Regions from separate parts of the Homo sapiens genome. Here all the other regions are linked to region 5. The links are chromatin contacts, found by Hi-C or POLR2A ChIA-PET in ENCODE. All regions are on one chromosome and are shown on one strand. Each heading gives the region's core, a stretch centred on a gene start or an enhancer-like site at or near the end of the contact. The rest is flanking DNA. Distances are from core to core; before and after follow the strand shown. Region 1 has its middle 97 kb from the start of DDIT4L-AS1. Region 2 holds the start of DDIT4L (DNA damage inducible transcript 4 like). Region 3 holds the start of DNAJB14 (DnaJ heat shock protein family (Hsp40) member B14). Region 4 holds the start of CISD2 (CDGSH iron sulfur domain 2). Region 5 has its middle 72 kb from the start of PPP3CA-DT. Region 6 holds the start of SLC9B2 (solute carrier family 9 member B2).

Region 1 (2,847 bases), core at 322-2,821, 1.3 Mb before region 5:
CTGCCATTTTCCTTTTCTGTTCTGGCTGCCTGGGGTGATGTTTCCTGTCGCAGCTAATGCCGCAAGTGATAGCTCTACCTCCAGTGACCACTAAGGCAGGACAGTCAGCAAGAAAGCCAGAGATATTGTTATAGAAGAATTTTAGACAAATTCGTTTAACAGACTTTATTTGATCAAAGAACAACTCGTGAATTGAGCAATACTCAGAACCGGAAGAGGTTTTAAGAGCTCCACCCAGCAGTGTAAGCAGTAAGCTTTTATAGGATGAACACAGAAGAAAAATAGAAAAAAAATCATCTGATTGGCTTCGGCTAGGCATTTGCCTTTTTGGGCCACGGCGTGTTGAGGCATCTGCCTTATTTGAGCATGATCTGATCAGTTGGCTCCCTGTGATTGGCTTGATGGTCAGCTGTTTGTGATTGGTTGAAACTTGGCTACTCGCAAGAAGAAAATATACTCCTAAGTTAGGTTTTGGCTTGTTTATGTACTAGATTAGGTTGTGGTTTGTTATGTAGGACCTCAAAATATGAGACAGTCCCAGGCCAATGGTCTCCTGCTTATTTAATTTAACAACACAAGATTGCAAATTTCTGAAGGTGGGTCCTTAATAGCTATGCCTAGTGTGCTGTCTCTAGGCTACGCTGAAGCTTCTGGTACCTCATCTGTTAGTGGATGTTAAGTGTGGTGTTGCACTCTCTTCTTTAATTGCCGAAAGAGGAGTTAGCTTTGGGCCTCATCATTGCGAGGAAAGAACTGAGGCTTGGAGGGCTGAATTGAAGATTAATCTGAATGACTAACACTATGTTGTTTCCAAAATCACCCCCTGTTCCACTTTGAAACAAACTTGTGTTTTCTCAGTTTCTCCCCGAAAGGAAAAGTTTCTCACCAGGAGTGTCGTGGTGCTTTGTGTATATAAATCCTTGCTGGGTCCATATCTATTCTCCACACATGCCTGGAGTCGAGGCTGAATCATTTATTATTTATTCCCCAGCATGATATAGCTTTATTGCTTATGTTCACTGGGGTTTGGGAAATAAAGACTCAGGAAGCAGAAACACACCAGCTACAAGAGTCTGACATTTGTTTATGAGCAGGACAGCCTTGACTTATTATTCTACTTCTTCTCTTGCGTCTCCGGGAACAGATCTAAGAAGTGGGACCTTGTATGCAGTCACTGAGACAGCTGTTCCCATGAAAATCAGGGCTCATGGAGGACATGCAAATGCTTCTCTGTCAGTCTTCAGCCTGCTTGCTCTGCCTTCTGCTTTCCTGGTGAGGATTAAAAGAGGATTTCAGAGCTCTCCTTCAATTTGATGCCATCATTTTGATGTCTATGCCACCCGTAACTCCAATTTCTAAACTTGAGAGCTGTACAGGCCTGTTACAAAGTGGTTACCTTTTAACCACTAACTTCCGAGAAAAAACTTGGATCACTGAGGAGAGAACGAAGACAAATACAATTGAAGCCCCAGGTAGTTTTCCTGAGGCCTCATGATTTCTTTTGGCAGAGAAACCTATGATAGCTGGTGGCCACTAGGGGTCCCCAGAAGGCTTTTTTAATGAACAAGAGGCACCCGCGCTCCTCACCCCTCCCTTTCCTTCCCACAAATGCCAGGGGTAAAAACAACTTTAAGCTCTGACGTCAGCCAGCCAGGGGAGCCACCCTGTTGTGCCCATAGGTATAGCTAAGCTTCTGAGAACTGGGGCCTGGTGCTTTCCCTGGCAGCCCAATTTTCAGCTTAAATCATTGCCTTAATGTTATTTTAATGTGCTTGGGGTCCCTGGGGGACAGAGTGGGTGGCAGGGGAACAGCATTTAATTTCCTTTGGAGTTTGGAATGTGCCTGACACTTCTTAAGTACTTGAGTGAATATGAGAGTCTGTAATCCTTGCAAGAGCAAGCAACTTTGGGGGCCTTCTTATTTGGCAAGCTTCAAGACAAAGTTAAATTTTTGCTAGGAGAGAGGGAAAAAAGGAAATAAACATGTATTAAAAGTCTGATATATGCCATGGGCTTTACATTTATTATATTATTAAATCTCAAAAATAACCTCATCCAGTTGGAATTATTGTTCTAAATGCTAATATTAGGAAGGAGACATTCAGATTAAACAATTTGCCTACTGTTTACAGCTGATAAATGACCCAGGTAAGACCACAGCACTGGTCAATTAGGATCCGCAATCCAGGCTATGCTCTCAGTATCCTTCAGCCTTCTGGTTTTACTGTGAGGGCTCTCACAAAGGAATCTACTCATTGTTTTACCTGAAGCTTTTAAAGTACATAACCAAATCCAAACCTATAAAGGTGAAATAGCACTTTTCTAGATAATAAAATTAAAGCCTGAATGTAATCAAGCAAATGCTTATTAGGGATATTTTGTCCACCAGGTGCTATGTCTAATGCAGGTTCTGTTGAGGGCCTCATGTGCTTAATTCAGAGTAAAAACAAACAAACAAACAAAAAACACTAATGTTAGGGCAAATGTATTATTTTGACCAGAATGACATAGATTGGCTGTGTCCACATCAACTAAATAAAGTGAGCAATTATCTGATGAATTGCTGCTGAAGAGAAACACTTGATTCTTTACCACATTACCAAAAGGGTAGATTGACAAATAAAGAAGAATGTATCAGGCTTGAAGGTTGGCCAAAAATTGCCAGTCAATACTCTGGAAGTTTAGCAACAGGGAAATATCATAAGGGTTTATTTGAATCAGCCCTGTCACAGTGCCCAACCCAGTGCCTGGTGTAGTGTAGGCTCTCCGTGAAGGCAGAATCAACGTTGAATGATGTTTTTAAAAATGTTTATAGGCCCACTGTGAACATCCCAGTCTCCCTTCAGC
Region 2 (3,183 bases), core at 457-2,956, 1.2 Mb before region 5:
TGGCCTGTAGGTCCCAATTTTAGCTTTAGCCTCTTTAATTAAAAATTGTGCAGAGAAGACCTTTGAGGTTCATGAGGATATTTGTAACCGGCTGGGTGGTTTTTCTTAGCCAAGCAAAACAAAATAGTCCTAGGGAAATAAAATTAGCTGGGCTCAAAGGAAAAGAGATAGCTCTGCATTTGGTCACCTACACCTCAAATTAATCCTACCCCTTGGCAGGATGCCACACCACACGGAGTCAAATGAACAAGGTGCAGGCAGATGCCCTCCCAGCTCCTCTCTCTAAGCCTACTCCACCTTCATCAGCCACTGGCTTTTCCTCTCCACTTCGTGTAAGTTTGGAGTTCTGGCCTGTAAATTAGGTCATCAACCACTTCACCTTGAAAGGAGAAAAACACGAAGAGCTTAAGCAGTTTATCTATGCTCTTACAGCTCTTTAGTGTCAGAGCAGTGTGTTCACCTAGAAACTGCTGTTAAAATTCCAAATGACAGCAAGTCAAGCACCGCTGCTGTTCAACAGTTTCCTTCTCACATTAAAAATGGAATAATGGATATATCCACGACTGAAAATCCTACTCAGTAATAAACAATAAACACGAACACACTGATTTAAGCAACGGACATAAAAGAATCTCAAAAACATTAGGCTGCGGGAAAGAAACCAGACACAAAAGAATACCTACTGTATGGTTCCACTTACCTAAAGGCAAAACTAACTTGGAATGATAAAAATCAGATCAGTAGTTCCCTGGAGTCAGGGGAGAGTGAGGAATACCTGGCAAATAGGTGCGTCGGAATTCAGGGGGAGGGGCGATATTGATTACAGGGTAAATACATTTGCTAAAACACACATAACTGTGTTCTTCACAATCATGTAAGATAAGGAACTTAATCCCAAGGGGCCTACTGGCACCAGACTAGAAAGATGCAGCCCTCGGGTATTCTACTTTTGCTACTTTTGTTTCTATCATGGAGAGAAGATGTTAGAAAATTTGGAAAGGAGTCTCCTCAGATGGATTTTGTGGCACCTCCTACATAGAGGTAGGGGAGGAAGTCGAAAGCCCGCCCACCCAATAGATCCAGAGGCACCGACCTTGGGAGGGGAGAAGGGTGGACAGCGGGGACACTCACCACTTAGCAGGCTCTCTGGGTGATAGCCACAGTCCAGCAATTCTGAAATGCTGGCCGGGTTCTTGCTGCTCAAACTGCCAGTTGCAACCATGGTCAACGGCTCTGTTTCCTTCGCGAGGCGCAACGGCCTTTCCTGAGCGCTGGAAAAAATGAGGCGAGAAGAGACGGATTTGCAAAAGCAGGCGAGTCGTGCAGAGGCTCCTAAAATGCCCGGCGTCCCGGGAGCGAACTAGCGGAGGAACTCCTTTGCCAAAGGGGTGGAACCGGCCTCTGCAACTCAATTTGACAAAGCCCTGGGAGCGGAGCCGCAACCTGAAACTAACTCAACAGTTCGCAAAACTTGGAAGCGACCTGCCCCGCGGAGCGCCCCCCGGCCCCGCTGCCCCCACCAAGGCCGCAGCTTCGCTCACCTGCCAGGAGTTCGCGGGGGCCTGCGCGCTCGCTGCCGGGTAAACACAGGCAGGTGGCTTCTTAGGAGTCCCCTCTCCTGGGGACTCGGTGACCTGCAGACCCCAGCAGCCAGCGGCACCCTGCTCACCCCTCCCGGGCCACCCTGCGCCGGCTCCTCGCAGTAGCATAGCCTCCGGGGCAGCGAGAACTTTATAGGTCCAGTCCCCACCCTGCTCAGGCCCGCCCACCTGCACCGCCCCTCCCCGGCCAGCGCCCCGCCCCTCCCCTCCAGAGTCTGGTCCCCTTTCAACCTCTACACTTCCAGGGAGCCCGAGCCTAGCCACAGGGAGTTGAGGATAAGCCTGTGGTAGAGCGGACACCTGTTGCTTCCAGGGTAGATCTCGGGCCACTGGGACCGCAATTCCGGGTGCACGACTCGTCAAAGCCTGAACCTGATTGTTCAGTGCGACCCCTCCCCGAGCGTCCGCGCTTTCACACTCAGGCTGCTCCCGGCAGCGGGAAGCTTTAAGCGATCTGTGCATTTCCTTGTCCTGGGGCTTTGCTGTGTCATCCTGAACACTTGGCTTAAATCTGTTGCAACGTCCACTGAGCATCATTTATGCACTTATTTCTGGCCTCTAACCCAGTCAACTCTACTCTGCCTCCCAGGGTTTCTGTATCCTCCTCTGCTGCAAGCGGTCAGATCTAGTTTTCCTTTCCCGCATCGAAGGCTCGCCAGCATTTTAAGAAGGGCCTTAATGACCCCACGCACTCCGTGGCTCCCTGGCATTCTTCGTGCACTTACATCTGTGGCTAATGCGTTTTCTTCGCAGGAAGGGTGAGCCTGGCACTCTTCTAATTAGACCTTGCCCCAGAGCGCGGGGAGCTTGAATTGAGCGGGAGTTTGCCAAGAAACACACAATACCATTAGTAGGATCTTAGGTACTCCTCTATCCGTGCATCGAGAGCAACTGTCATTTCCGGAGGCAGAAGTTTCTGGCGAGCCCTGTTGGGAGGATCTTTGGTTTGGGATATTTTGAAGAGGTTTCAGAGACTGAAGATAAAGAGTTTTATATTCTGCTGGGGATCAGCAGATAATCCCTGTGAGGGCTCCGTGCGGTCCTGCACAGGAACACACAGAGAGGCAGAGGAGCCCTGGAAAGAGGCAACATGCCCGCATAGCCCATGAGCAAGAAGCCAAACCTGATTTTTTTCTTCCAAAGTTATTAAGCCACGGTTTTCTCGCTTTGGTGTGCCAGTAGGAGATGATCTGTTCAGAGAGTCAGCTTGGGGTGCGTTAGGGGATGCCTGGAGGGAGAAGGTTGTTCCTACAGTAGAGATCCCAGTGTTGGCTCCCAGGCCCTCTAGGATTATGTGTAGAAGGATTTGCAGGTTAGAACCTTGAAAGGCAGTTTCAGCTGTCCTGGCATAAAACTCTTAGAAAAACAACAACAGAAGGGGTATAGAGGGTGTGATAAACAGATCAGTGGGAGGACATTCGGACGCAGAGCAGCAGAAATTAAAGCCAGCTTGACAGTCCATTTTTAACTCAGTTCAGGCAGCTGCACTGCCTGAAGGTCAGGCGAGCCAAGGAAGGAGATGCTGATAGACTGGTCTTTGAAGGCCAGTTTCCACTTCTACTTCAATAAACAGAAAAGTGGA
Region 3 (3,015 bases), core at 399-2,898, 1.5 Mb before region 5:
GATACTGCATGAATCTACCTATCTGAGGTAACTAAAGTAGTTAAATTCACAGAAACACAAAGTAGAATGGTAGTTGCCAGGGTCTTAGGAGACGGGGCGGTAGGGAGCTGTCTGATTAGTACACAGTTGTGTTGTAAGATGAAAAAGTTCTGAAGAGTCCTTGCACAACAATGTCAATATACTTCACTAATGGACTGCACACTTAAAAATAGTTAAGACCGTAAATTTGGCAGGTTTTTAAACCACAACTTAAAAAATTATTAACTCTTTTCTTTCATTTTATTTTCCTGTCCTCATGGGTATAGTGTTAGAAGGCAATGTAATGGAAAGGATAGAGAGAAAAGCAAAGAGCACAGGGCTTCAACGACGTAGAGAAAAAAATTTAAGAGACAACAAAACAAGTGGCCCCATATTTTCATTAATAATTTTCTACAATTAATTGAATCTATCGATAACTTTCTTCTTAACCTGGAAATACTAATGGCAAGGCAACAGTGTAGCGGTTAAAGGCCTTTTCGAGTCTGAAAGTTCAGCTACTATTCTGACTTTGCTACTAATTGTTGTGTGACCTTGGGTAAGATACTTTCATTCATTCGCTAATTCATTCATTAATTATCAGAAAGTCTGTTTCCACGTGGGTAAACCTGGTCAAATGAATCCTGCACCTCTACACAGAATTGTTCTGAGGAATAAATGAAATAATCCATGCAAAATGTTGGGCACAACTATTGGCACTTTGTGCTCAATAAATGTTGGCTATTATTACTCCGAAGCCTATCGAGTAGGAAAATAAATAAGCTGACTTCAACTAAAGGAAACCCAGTACCATATTCCTCAGAGATTTGGTTCGTCGATAATCATGGTGTTATCAAATCAGATACTCTTCAGCAATCATTACTGACTCTTGACCATTCTTGCCGAAAGTGTGCTCTTCTCTTTTAAAGGAACTCTCTCCCAGGGAAAAGCAATGTCATCTCAGGTATTCGATGTTTGCTTTGGGAACAGTTTTCTACAGATCTCAGAAACATGGAATCTGAGATTAGCCACTAGAGTACACCATTCCTCTCACTTCGATAGGGGCCTAGGCCTTATGTAGGACTGAGAATGGGGAGGGAGGGGGCCACATAAACAACACAGATACAAATAAAGCCTCACTGTGGTAAGACGGGACCAGACAAGTCTCCTCCAGGGAGAATGAAACCCGGACATTTAGGACAGCGGAACGCGGAGCCGGCGGGCAGGCGGGTGCAGAGGAACCTCGCGCAGCATTCCCCGAGCCCCAGCCCGGAGCCGGGGCTGGGGCCAGGGCGGGGGTGTGTCGGGATGCTCCCCACCGGGCCTGGGGCTGGGGCTGGCTCAGACAGGCCGGGGGCCCCGCAGGCCTCCAGGAGGGGCCGAGGTGGGGGCAGGGGCGGGCTACGCGGTGGTCTGGGGATTGGGCAGGAAGAGAAGGGACGCTGAGGTCTCACCGCGGGCCGAGGGCAGTGGGTAGAGCTTCTCGGCCTTCTGCAGGAAGCGCTGGGCCTTCTCGCGGTTGCCGGCGTTCAGGGCCTCCCGGGCGATCTCGACACATTTCTCAGCCTCATCCCTGTTCCCCTCCATAGCTTGCTCCTTCTTCCGTTTCCTCCGGCAGCGCAGCTAAGAAGGGCGGAAGCCGCCGCCGCGGAGGAGGCGAGGCGGGACCGGCTGGGGGCGTGCGGCGGCAGCGGGGAGGAGCGCAGGGGACCGCGGCAGCGGCTGCGACGGCCCGGGCGGACGGGCGGGCCTCGCAGCTCCGCCTCCTCACGGCGGCCTCCCCGCCCCCCGCGGGCCCCTAGGGCGCGATCCGCATCCGTCCCGGCCCAGGACCAACCTCCTGGGCCGGGGCGTCCGAGCTGACTCGGTGGTCCGCGCACGGCGCCAGCAGGCTCGAAGCGGACCTGCCCGGGAGGCGGACGATAGCAGCCGGGCTGCCCATCGCGGGGAGGGGTTCCGCCCGGGACCCGATTGCCGGCATTGGTAGCGCCGTGCCCTGTGACCTCCAGGCGAGGCCCTCGCAGCTCAGGCCAGGAGGACAGGGTCCGGGAAGGGGACACTCGTTTTCAGTAAAATTGCCAGGACTTGGAGGTTCCGCCTCTGGGCCCCTCAAGCGAGGGAGGATGCGGTCAGGTGAGGACCAAGGTGTCAGTCCAGTCTCAGCACTTCCGGGACACGTTAGAGCGTCGTTTGAACCTAATCTTAGGGCTTGTATGGCAGCCTTATTTCAGCTACATTTTTTCTGACCCGGATGTCTGGCTATCCAAAGTACAAAGCAGTTTAATTTGTAGCTTGCAACGAGTGGTGCAGATCGACCTTAATCCTGTGTAGCCAAAACAAGGCAGGAATCAGCCCCTCAGGGGCTGCCCTAACGAAAGCAAACTTTTGATTTCACCTTTTCCGTCCCATTTGGATAACATTACCACTTGGAAGTACCGTGTCTTGTTAGTCTTCGCGGTGGGGGTGGGGGGAATGTTTGCTATGTGCAAATTTTTTAAAAAAAAACATGACAAACTGTCAAAATGACCTGCTCAACCCAACCACAAGGTAACAATTTTTACATAATGCTGTGAGCCAAGCTGTTAATTCTGCTAACTACCATAACTCGGTACTTTCAAATAAGAAACCCTGCTTCTCTTCGATAAAATGGAGATAGTATATCCCCAATGATGTTACTGAGTACTTAACAACTTCAGACTTCAAAGCAGGGCCTGGCACGTAGCACTATTATCTTTAAAGTTTAAATTCGGAGTTCATTCTGTGGATATACAGGACATTCCTACCTATTCTCTCCCTCCCCAAGTCCACCATGCTAACAGCATACTAGTGCAGTGCTGTCACACAGCAAGCGAAGCCAATGTACAAACTGAAATGGTCACACTTAGCCTAAGAAACTGACAATCCCACTCCAGCTCCTGCCAACTTTTTAAATTAAAACTTTAGTAGCTCATATAACATTAAAAAAATATACTTGGGCTATCTCACTTTGTTGATCTACAG
Region 4 (2,955 bases), core at 396-2,895, 1.4 Mb after region 5:
GTCATACACAATGAAATACTGGACCATTAGCAGTTCGTTATTATATGTTGTTAAGTGTAGAACTGTAAATAATGAGGCATATTATTAAGATATCACACACATTATCCAATCAGCAAGTGCACAACTTCGGACATTTTGACTTCAGCCAAAATATGAAACAAAGTCATAGCAAGAAAGTTATTTCAAGGGAGTGAAATTTTCTCCTCTTACCCTTCAAATCTTTTAGAGATATTAATAAAAACAACTATCCAGCCTGGGCGATATAATGGGACTCCATCTACATACACACAAAAATTTTTAAAATTCGTTGGGTGTGGCAGCACACGCCTGTAAACCCAGCTACTTGGAAGGCTGAGGCAGAAGGATCCCTTAAGCCGGAGTTAGAGTCTGCGGTGAGCTATGATCTGACCACTGCACTACAGCCTGGGCGATAGAGCGAAACCTTGTAACAACAACAACAACAACAAAATTAAAACCTTCAAGATCAAGCTTGCCCAACAGGATGGCTTTGAATGCCACTCAATGCAAATCTGTAAACTTTCTTAAAACTTTATGAAAAAAAATTTTTTTTTAGCTCATTAGCTACCATTAGTGTTAGTGTATTTATGTGTGGCCCAAGACAATTCTTCTTCCAGTGTGGCCTAGGGAAGCCATAAGGACCCCCTGCGCTAGACTTCAGCAGAAGCCTTGTAACATAAAGAAAACCATACATAAGGCTTTAGATTCTTTTTTTTTTTTTTTTTTGTGACGGAGTCTTGCTCTGTCTCCCAGGCTAGAGTGCAGTGGCACATTCTCGGCTCACTGCAACCTCCGCCTCCCTGGTTCAAGCGATTCTCCTGCCTCAGTCTCCCGAGTAGCTGGGACAGGCACCTGCCACCGCGCCCGGCTAATTTTTCTATTTTTAGTAGAGACGGGGTTTCACCATCTTGACCTGGCTGGCCTCGAACTCCTGACCTCGTGATCCACCCGCCTCGGCCTCCCTAAGTGCTGGGATTACAGACGTGAGCCACCGCGCCCGGCCAGCTTTGGATTCTTTTACCACTTTCCCGAAGGAAAAGGAACTGAAAATATCTAAGGAAGGACTACTACGAATCTTCTCTGAGTGGCAAAAACCAGAGGTTTTTGGAGCTAGGGCTGCAGTTAAGTTGCCAAGGGGCAGAGATGTAAACAGTTCCTGGTTTAGTTAAAATATTTTAATTTTTATTTTTTTAAGCCTGGCCTTTGGGTGAAGGAGTAAAATTAGGCACTGGGGTCTGGGTAGGGGGAGGATACTCATGGGCGAGTATGCAACCCTAGGGCCACAGCACCCAAACTGTAGGGGAAGAGGCGGGGCGAGAGGGGACGAAGTAGAGACAGCAAGAGACTCACTTTTGAAAGGCACTTTCGGTTAGAAAGCATTCTCACATGCTTATCTCATCGCACACAGTATCCTTTCTGCTGGTCTCCAGCATCTACAGACGTTAAAGGCCCAAGAGGAGGGCCACCTTCACACGAGATTCCGAGGAGGGCCTCGCTACCCGCCAGTTCCCGCGCCTCGGCAGTCCGCCGCGAGCGTACGTCACTCGCCCGCCGCCAATCGGCGCCCGGCAGGTCACCTCTCCTCCCAGGGCCCGCCGCCCCGCCCGCCGCCCAGGCCGAGGCCGCCAGTGCCCGCCGGCCGCTTCCGCTCCCGGCGCAGGCGCGGCAGCTTGGCCAGAGCGGAGGGGGCTCGGGAGAGGAGTGGACGCCGCTGGCCAGGATGGTGCTGGAGAGCGTGGCCCGTATCGTGAAGGTGCAGCTCCCTGCATATCTGAAGCGGCTCCCAGTCCCTGAAAGCATTACCGGGTTCGCTAGGCTCACAGGTAATCCTCCCCCATCAGCCAGTCCCCATCCTTGCACGTTCGCCAAGCGGGGGAAGGAGGCGTAAAAATCCTAGGGCCAAGGGGCGGGACGGAGCTCGGCGCCTGGCACGTGATCCCCGCGCGCAGAGGAAGGTGGGCGCGCGCCGACGCAGCTGCCTGGGGAACGCCTGTGAGGCAGTCTCCGGGTGCTTGATGCCCCAGGGTCTTTTGTCCTCGGAGTTGTCTCCGGTGTCATTCCGTGGCAAGATACCAGGTTTTTGCAGAGAAGGTGCTGAGTTGGGAACAGGCCAGTCTCTTTCATCTCCTGTCCTGCTCATCGCTCTCTGTAGCGTACTTGTTTATTTTAAAGCGGGCTAAGTCGTCGTTATCTAAGGCCTCATGTAACAGGCAGCCCCAGCTACCGGCTGGGTTGTACCCTCAGCATGTGGGTGGGAGTGTGTGGGAGAGAAATATAGACTTACACGTAACACGTATATGACCGTTTTATTTAGTAACGAAATTAGGAGATAACCTCCATTCCCTCAGGTTAGAATTGACCTATCATAGGTGGCATTTGAGGTCATCTCCGTTTCTACGGTCCCGGGGCCCGCTGCGGTAACTTAAGTTGGAAGAAAGATACCTTACCCAAGAAAGTATTCGAAGGCCGGTATGAGGAGTGAAATCTTAGAAAATGAAATTTAGTGAATATATGTAACGTTCTATACTTAAGGACCCTCACTTAACCCACACAACTCATGAGGATTTCACATCTAAAGGATGAAAATCTCCAGAATGCAGTCAACACTTGGGAGATTGTGTTGAGTTATGAGCATTTCATTGTAAGGGGGATATTTCTAAACGGAACTCAGACCGAGTAGGATGGTGAAGGAATCAGCAAGTATTGAACTCCTATGTCCTAGGTTATCAGGGAGTGCAAACATGAATTAAGATAATTCTGAGGTAAATAGGGTTGCTTCGCCGGGAACGTTCTAAAGATCTGTAGTACCTGACCTAAAATACAGCAATCGCACAGCTGTCTGGTAGAAGAAAAATAAGATTTGTGTAGACTAAAATATAGAACTGATAACAAATTAACCAAATTAGTGAAGGTTATTGGGAGGTGAATTTCAGTCTA
Region 5 (3,229 bases), core at 67-2,566:
ACAGGCAGGATGTGGCTGCCAGAAAAGCGCTATAAGTCTTTGAGCAAAGAGCCACATCCTCCTCCCACTATTTCTTTTTTTAGCTAATGGCAACTCCTAAGATTCTGACTTTAACCAAAGTTCACATCTTTGTATTGCTCTCCTACTCCCTTTTTAAGTCAGCAACTCATAATAAGCTTAGTATATAACACAGGTTATACAATTTAAGAAAATACTAGGCATTAGGGATTTCAAATAACTGAGCTCATTTAGCCAAAATGGTAAAACAGGGGGACTCGTGAAAAAGATCATAATCAAATAACGGGTATTAATGCTATATTAAAAATTGTCTGTCTTTGTTATCTCAAAAAGCCACCAGAATTCCTTCTCTGGTCTAACTTGCAACTATCCAGACACACAGAAAGTTCAATCTATTCTACTAGTACTTGGACAATGCAGTGAATCTGACATTGTTTACAATGGTCTTAAAAGCCCTTAGGTGTTGGTAACATTTTATGTCATAGAAAATATTGTAGCATGTACCTCTTTACTTGTGTACATCACTGAAACAACTTCCCTTTGCTTCCTGCTCATGGTTATATAGATTGTATGAAGATTAGAGGGCATCCCCAACTGCTGGAAACTGACAGCTGCCCTCCATTAGGGTATTTAGTGCCTAAAAGTGACATCATTCAGCTTCTATGCTATGATAGCTATGATATACTTCACCTTCTGGAGATCATATTGGAGAAATTCTGTTGGCGGAAATATAATTCCACACCCTAAGTAAGGGCAGAATTTGCTGTGATTTGGAATAATAGTGATATATTAAAGAACAGTGATATGTTAAAAGAAGTATCCAAAAATCACATATTAAAGAAAATTAAAGAGCATAATTTTATGTAGTGATCTTGAAAATTAAATTCACTTATTCAACCTACTCAACAGCAACAAAATCTTAGATTTCCTGGTAACTGTTATTCAAAATGTATGGATGTATAAGTAGGAGCATGAGCTGATTTTGGAAACCTAGATGCTGCCATCTGAATGTTATGGCCATGTCCCCTGGTTATATTACCCAGGTCATTTTTATGGCTTCCTACAAACGCGCTTTGTATTTGACTACATTTGGAAATACTCAGAAGGTTTTCAAATGAAGCCTATATGAAAGTATAGAAACTGACTGAGTCATGGAAATCCTGAAGATAAAGTGATCTTACAGAAACTAGAACAAAGTTAAGTAAAACAAGGGTCTCGATAAAAAGCCCAGTCAAAAATGAGTAACTTAAAACACCTGTGTTTTGTCAACAGTGGCTTGGCAGCTAGAATAGGAAGGACAGAGGAAGTTAAACCCACGCTGGTTTCCAGAAGTCAGCTACAAAAAATGAACCTCTAGGACCAGATGGTTTTATGGCTTTGGTAAACAATAGATTTGCATAATGCTTCCTCAATAATTCTGTCAGGAAGAGTGCTGAGCTAAAAAACAACGTGCAATTGTGCCTTTTTTGAAAGACCAGCTCTCTAAATGGCCAACTGGTAATTAGGAGAATCTAATGCTGAGAAGGACAGAGTATATAAAGGACTATTATCTTGAATAAGTAATTGTAAATGCCAGTATATTTGGTAGTATTAGGTCTCCACTGGTGGCCACATTATACACTGATTATCAAAGGGGAATGAAGGCGTCTCTGATTTTGGGCACCACCTCCCTAAAGTTTCTTTGTTTGTTCTGCTTTGTAGCTTCCTTTGACTTTTGTTTCTAAGGCTTGCGGGGGGCTGCCATTTGGTTTCTCTTCAAGAATTAACAAACCACTTACTCTTGAATTCTCTTCTAGTTAACACAGGCATCACTACTTCCAATTGATCTCAGGATGTGGGATCCTCATACACATTTTGAACAAAATCCTCTGTTTCAGCAAGTGAGTGAGAAACCTCTTCTAATTCATTTAACCAACTAATTTAATTGGCAACAATTATTTGTACATGTGTTTTCTCCACATGCCAATTTAGATTTCTACTTTTTAACACCTGAGTCAGAAATGGGCCAGTGGAATAATATACAGATGCTCCTTGACTTACAATGGAATTAACCTCCCAATAAACCCATTGTATGTTGAAAATATCTTTAAGTTGAAGGTGCATTTAATACATCTAACCGAAAAATATCACAGCTCGCCTACCTCATAGCTCAGCCTACCTTAAACATGCTCTAAACACTTATATTAGCCTGCAGTTGGGCAAAATCATCTGGCAACACAGTACGCTGAAGAGTATCAGTTGTTTACCCTCCTAATCCTGTGACTGACAGGGAACTGTGGCTCTCTATTGCTGTCCAGTATTGTGAGAGTATCTTAGGATATATTGCTAGTCCAGGAAAAGATCAAAATTCAAAATTTGAAGTAAGGTTTCTAGTGAATGCATATAGCTTTTTCACCATCCTAAAGTTGAAAAGCTGTTAATTTGAACTATTGTTAAGTCAGGGACTGTCTGTATCACTAAAATCTACTTTTTCTATCCCCAAAACAAAGCAACAATCTTCTATTCATTTTTAAGTTGAATGCTAAAATATTAAAGGGAAGGGCTTACAAATTCAAAAGTCTGTAGTACTTAAGTAGGTAACAGCTAAATGCAGATGTTGAAGTGAGTAAAAACTAGCATTAGGAAATGCTGGGGACCATGGTAAAGTGGAAAATCTGGTCTAAAAATGAGTCAGCAGCTCTTCCACTCCAAACAATTGGTGCCATGTATTAAAACAGCCCAAGAAATGCCTGATCTCTTGGATTTCCAAGAAAAGTAAAATTAAATAATTCTATAAAATCTAAGTTTAATTAAAATATTGATGATTTTTTCAAAATTGGCAATTAAGTTTAAATTTAAAAAATATTGCAAAAGATAAACAAAATACTTCCATGAGCAGTATTCATCTTACAGAGTACCAGATTGTGAACTCTACTATGGTTTTATGGCAGTGCTGCCCTACAGAAATACAACGTGAGACATATAGAATTTAAAATTTTTCAGTATTTACATTAAAACGTGAAAAGAGACAGATGAAATTGATTTTATAATACTGTAAATATTAAATATTTGATCGAATGCAGCTATCCAAAATATTATTTCAACTTATGATCAATCGTTATAAAAATTATTAATGAGATTTTAGATTCTTTGTATTGTTTTGAAATTCAGTATGTATTTTATACATATAGCACATTTCAATTTTTACTACCACGTTTCAAATATTTAATAG
Region 6 (3,143 bases), core at 234-2,733, 1.7 Mb after region 5:
TAGCTGGAATTACGGGCGTGCACCACCATGCCCAGCTAATTTTTATATTTTTAGTAGAGATGGGGTTTTACCATGTTGGCTAGGCTGGTCTCGAACTCCTGACCTCAGGTGATATGCCCACCTCGGCCTCACAAAGCCTTAACAAGTTTCTCTGGTGTGATAGGCACAAGAGTAACAAAGATGACTAAGATGCAGTCTGCCCTTTAAGGGATGGTCAGAGACTGATATGTGTTTACCAAAATCGTTTACTCTTCTGCCTGGGTCCATAGTACATTTCCAGTCTCCCTTGCAGGTCAGTGTGGCATGTGACTGAAGTCTGGTCAATGGCATGTGGACATAAATAGTATGTGATTTCCAGTCCTCACCCATAAGAAACAATCCTCATGCAATCCTCTAGTAGCTTTTCTTTTTCTGTCCGTTGCCTGGAAACTAAGGACTCCAAGGTCTTAGGGGATAGCAAAGCCATAATATAAAAGGAGTTTGGGTTCCTGAATAATTGAGTAGAAGGCCAACAGCTGAACACGTGAATGGACTTGACATGAACGAGAAATAAGCCTGAACTATGTTTAGTTACTGAGATGTTTTACTTTATCTCTTACAGCAGCTACTGCTGTCTTAAGGTTATATTCTTCAGTCAATAGCATACGATGATTCTTAGCACCTCGAGGATGCTAACCCAGTCCACAAAGGCAACACCCCCTCTGGTTAATCTGAGAACTAAAATAAAAGCAAGCAAGAAAACCCACGCCAACACCTTACAACAGTAAACAGACACGCGCCCGTCACCGGGTGTACAAACAGAAAAGGCTGGGCCCCTCGCTCGCGTCTCCGGTCCAGCAGGCCTACAGGGTACCCGCCGCTGGCGCTGGGTTTATTTTTACCCTTAGTGTCTCTGGGGCCTCTCACCTGGCAGTCTCCGGCGAAGTCGACCAGGCTCCGTCTGAACGATTAGGAAAGGGGCTGTGGGGGAGGCGGCGGAGCCCGGTCTAGCCACCGCGCTCTGGGGTTCCCGATTCGCGCATCTTCCCAGGCTGAGCCGGGAGGCTGCGTTGACTGCAGATAAACGGTCTCAGGGCGCGGCACCGCGTGTAGTCGGCCCCGCCTTTCGCACGAACCCGCTGGGCGACACCGCGCAGGGAGGTCCGACCCGTCGGCGCCGGTACAGGCTCCGGAGTAAGCATGGGTTGGTCCGGGGCCCGCAGCGGCAGCCCCGTGTGCCCTCCGCCGGGTTTCAGGTCCGGCGGCGCGGGTGCAGAGCCGCGTGCGATGCCTGGTGCGCGTGGCTTCCCCCGGAAAGGTGGCGCCAGGCCGACCATGGGCCCACGTCCCGGGGCCTCGGAGCGGCACCGCGCGGTCTTTCAGCTGCTTATCCTCCCTGGGCGGGTCCGCAGGCTTCTGGGGCCAGGACCAGCGAGCTCCCGGGAAAGCTTCCCGGAAAGCTTACCCAGAGAGCGCGGACCCAGGCGCCGAGTCTTCCCGGAGATGACGAGACACCGCGAGAGGAGCACAGCGCAGGCTCCTCGGGACTCCGCGGCGCAGGCCGGGCAGCCCGTTACTTGTTTTATCGTTCCCGAAACCAACCTCTAAGTTGTCTATCAGTCCTCCACCTTTTAGCTGTACCTCTTAGAAGTGTCTTCTCAGCTGCGGTGGGAAGATAGGATTCTTTCTTAAGGTGACCAATTAAATGGCCGGATAAAAGACTTGTTCTGCCCCCCTTTATCGCTTAACACCTGCCCTTCTTGTTGTATTTTAGATTTTTAACCCTTCTATCAGCAGTGTGATTCTATTTCATTTAATTCTCATTTCATGTTTGTGTCTTCCTTTTCTCTGTATTTCCTCTTGTGTGTGTTAAGACGCGCGCACCCCTTACCTGTTTTTCACTCCTGTAAGCAAGTGCCAATCTTAATCACCGCTTTTCAAGCAAGGGAGATTATCCTCAAATTTCTCCACCAGTCAGAAACCATTCATTCTTGTCTCTCAGGTCCTCTTTTGTGATGAACCTATTGGATAGGTTCCATCCAATACCCTTCTTCAGATCATCTGAAATGATTATTTTCCTAAACGGAACTCTTCCTCTCCTAAAGCTTGTAAAAATTTCTAGTGACATTCAGCTTCCTCTTACCACAGGAATGACATATATTTTTCCTTTTAGTCATATGTACTTCATTAATATATCACCTGATTTGATTAACATGACTTTGGAGAACATTGAATTTTTTGGCTAGATTTTACTTCGTTTTTATTGCTGATAGTGTTTATAAAAATGTTTTATAGTTTATGGTCGGCTGTGAGAAAGACTAACTCAGATCATTTGTTAATGTTGGAGCCCATTTTGTAGAATTCGTTGTGCATTTATTTAAAATTTATTTGTTCATAGCTATACATATATTATACATGTATACCTGCTCACAGCATAAAGTATTTCATGACATACTTGTAAGAGTCAGTGTTCTATGAATTCACTAGAGAAGTTACAGCATTTTGATTATGATACACGAAAAGAAACCCAAGTCATTTAGCTTAACTCCTTAATTTCATAAACCAGAAAACTAAAATCCAAGATAGATTGGGTGACTTGGTCTAGATCACAAACCAAAGTTAGCCATAATTCGGTAGTGTAGTGCCCGGTCCAAAACCTCATAGATAATCTTATAATCAATGGACTCTTTCTGAATGCTAGTCAAAATGTCCTTTTGTGTGAATTTTAATGTACCGTCATCAACTGCATGATATTCTTCCCCATACACAAAGTGTTATCTTTTTGTTGTCCATTTCAGAATTTTCCATGTTAATATTAAAGTTCTAGGAAAAAAGGCTAAGAATCACTGCACATTTATTGAGTATCTCAGTGTGCATCATACCATTTGGTCATTTGAGGTTGCAACAAGTAAAAAACAAACATAAAACCCTTAAATTAAAATAAAAACAAAAAACTTTGCCCTGACAATGTTACAGAATTAACATCCATAAATTTACTTTTCTTGAAAAATTTATTTTCTTTAATTTCGTTTGTTTCCTGTTACATAATTTATATTTAAATTTACATTTATTTATCCAGAAACTATGTCCAAATTTTATGTCCTCTTTTCTGTTATCCTGGAGTTTGGTGAAGAAATCTGTACTTAATTTAGAAAAGAAATCCC

Evidence for each region. Hi-C counts contacts between places; a loop is a spot of excess contacts on that map. ChIA-PET counts read pairs that join two places held with the same protein, here RNA polymerase II (POLR2A). Pooled maps may share reads with other maps.
Region 1: a map of naive thymus-derived CD4-positive, alpha-beta T cell shows a loop between it and region 5 (5-fold over the local background). The contact joins two enhancer-like sites. A Hi-C loop is called at or near these places in 1 of 168 maps with a recorded cell type or tissue (naive thymus-derived CD4-positive, alpha-beta T cell), 2 of 37 single-sample maps with no recorded cell type and 10 of 50 pooled maps.
Region 2: a pooled map shows a loop between it and region 5 (2.4-fold over the local background). The contact joins the promoter of DDIT4L here to the enhancer-like site in region 5. A Hi-C loop is called at or near these places in 3 of 37 single-sample maps with no recorded cell type and 2 of 50 pooled maps.
Region 3: a loop to region 5 is called in a map of naive thymus-derived CD4-positive, alpha-beta T cell, with 8 times the contacts of the local background. The contact joins the promoter of DNAJB14 here to the enhancer-like site in region 5. A Hi-C loop is called at or near these places in 1 of 168 maps with a recorded cell type or tissue (naive thymus-derived CD4-positive, alpha-beta T cell), 2 of 37 single-sample maps with no recorded cell type and 7 of 50 pooled maps.
Region 4: a loop to region 5 is called in a pooled map, with 8 times the contacts of the local background. The contact joins the promoter of CISD2 here to the enhancer-like site in region 5. A Hi-C loop is called at or near these places in 5 of 50 pooled maps. POLR2A ChIA-PET finds 5 or more read pairs at or near these places in 2 of 52 experiments (activated CD4-positive, alpha-beta T cell and activated naive CD4-positive, alpha-beta T cell).
Region 6: a loop to region 5 is called in a map with no recorded cell type, with 10 times the contacts of the local background. The contact joins the promoter of SLC9B2 here to the enhancer-like site in region 5. A Hi-C loop is called at or near these places in 2 of 37 single-sample maps with no recorded cell type and 3 of 50 pooled maps.

The regions. Positions count from the first base shown.
Region 1 is chr4:100,092,045-100,094,891 of GRCh38, forward strand. No RefSeq gene overlaps it. Among named protein-coding and RNA genes, the nearest start is that of DDIT4L-AS1, 97 kb to the right of the region's middle. Within about 2 kb of position 1,572, at least 7 of the 41 ENCODE cell types and tissues checked have a DNase peak (open chromatin) inside an H3K27ac peak, as active enhancers do.
Region 2 is chr4:100,188,762-100,191,944 of GRCh38, forward strand. DDIT4L (DNA damage inducible transcript 4 like) reads right to left here and starts at 1,707. Exons shown (of 3, transcript NM_145244.4): 1 at 1,542-1,707; 2 at 1,132-1,271. The coding sequence starts at 1,222. DDIT4L-AS1 (DDIT4L antisense RNA 1) reads left to right here and starts at 1,272. Exons shown (of 5, transcript NR_125924.1): 1 at 1,272-1,313.
Region 3 is chr4:99,944,970-99,947,984 of GRCh38, forward strand. It overlaps DNAJB14 (DnaJ heat shock protein family (Hsp40) member B14), which reads right to left and starts at 1,649. Exons shown (of 8, transcript NM_001031723.4): 1 at 1,470-1,649. The coding sequence starts at 1,602. RefSeq lists an enhancer at 1,033-1,082 and a silencer at 1,253-1,912.
Region 4 is chr4:102,867,347-102,870,301 of GRCh38, forward strand. It overlaps CISD2 (CDGSH iron sulfur domain 2), which reads left to right and starts at 1,646. Exons shown (of 3, transcript NM_001008388.5): 1 at 1,646-1,841. The coding sequence starts at 1,739. It also overlaps a transcript of UBE2D3 not described here. RefSeq lists an enhancer at 1,097-1,236 and silencers at 1,467-1,756, 1,787-1,906.
Region 5 is chr4:101,418,200-101,421,428 of GRCh38, forward strand. No RefSeq gene overlaps it. Among named protein-coding and RNA genes, the nearest start is that of PPP3CA-DT, 72 kb to the left of the region's middle. Within about 2 kb of position 1,317, at least 3 of the 41 ENCODE cell types and tissues checked have a DNase peak (open chromatin) inside an H3K27ac peak, as active enhancers do.
Region 6 is chr4:103,075,278-103,078,420 of GRCh38, forward strand. SLC9B2 (solute carrier family 9 member B2) reads right to left here and starts at 1,484. Exons shown (of 12, transcript NM_178833.7): 1 at 907-1,484. BDH2 (3-hydroxybutyrate dehydrogenase 2) reads right to left here. Exons shown (of 10, transcript NM_020139.4): 10 at 2,315-3,143. RefSeq lists a silencer at 1,144-1,253 and an enhancer at 1,364-1,483.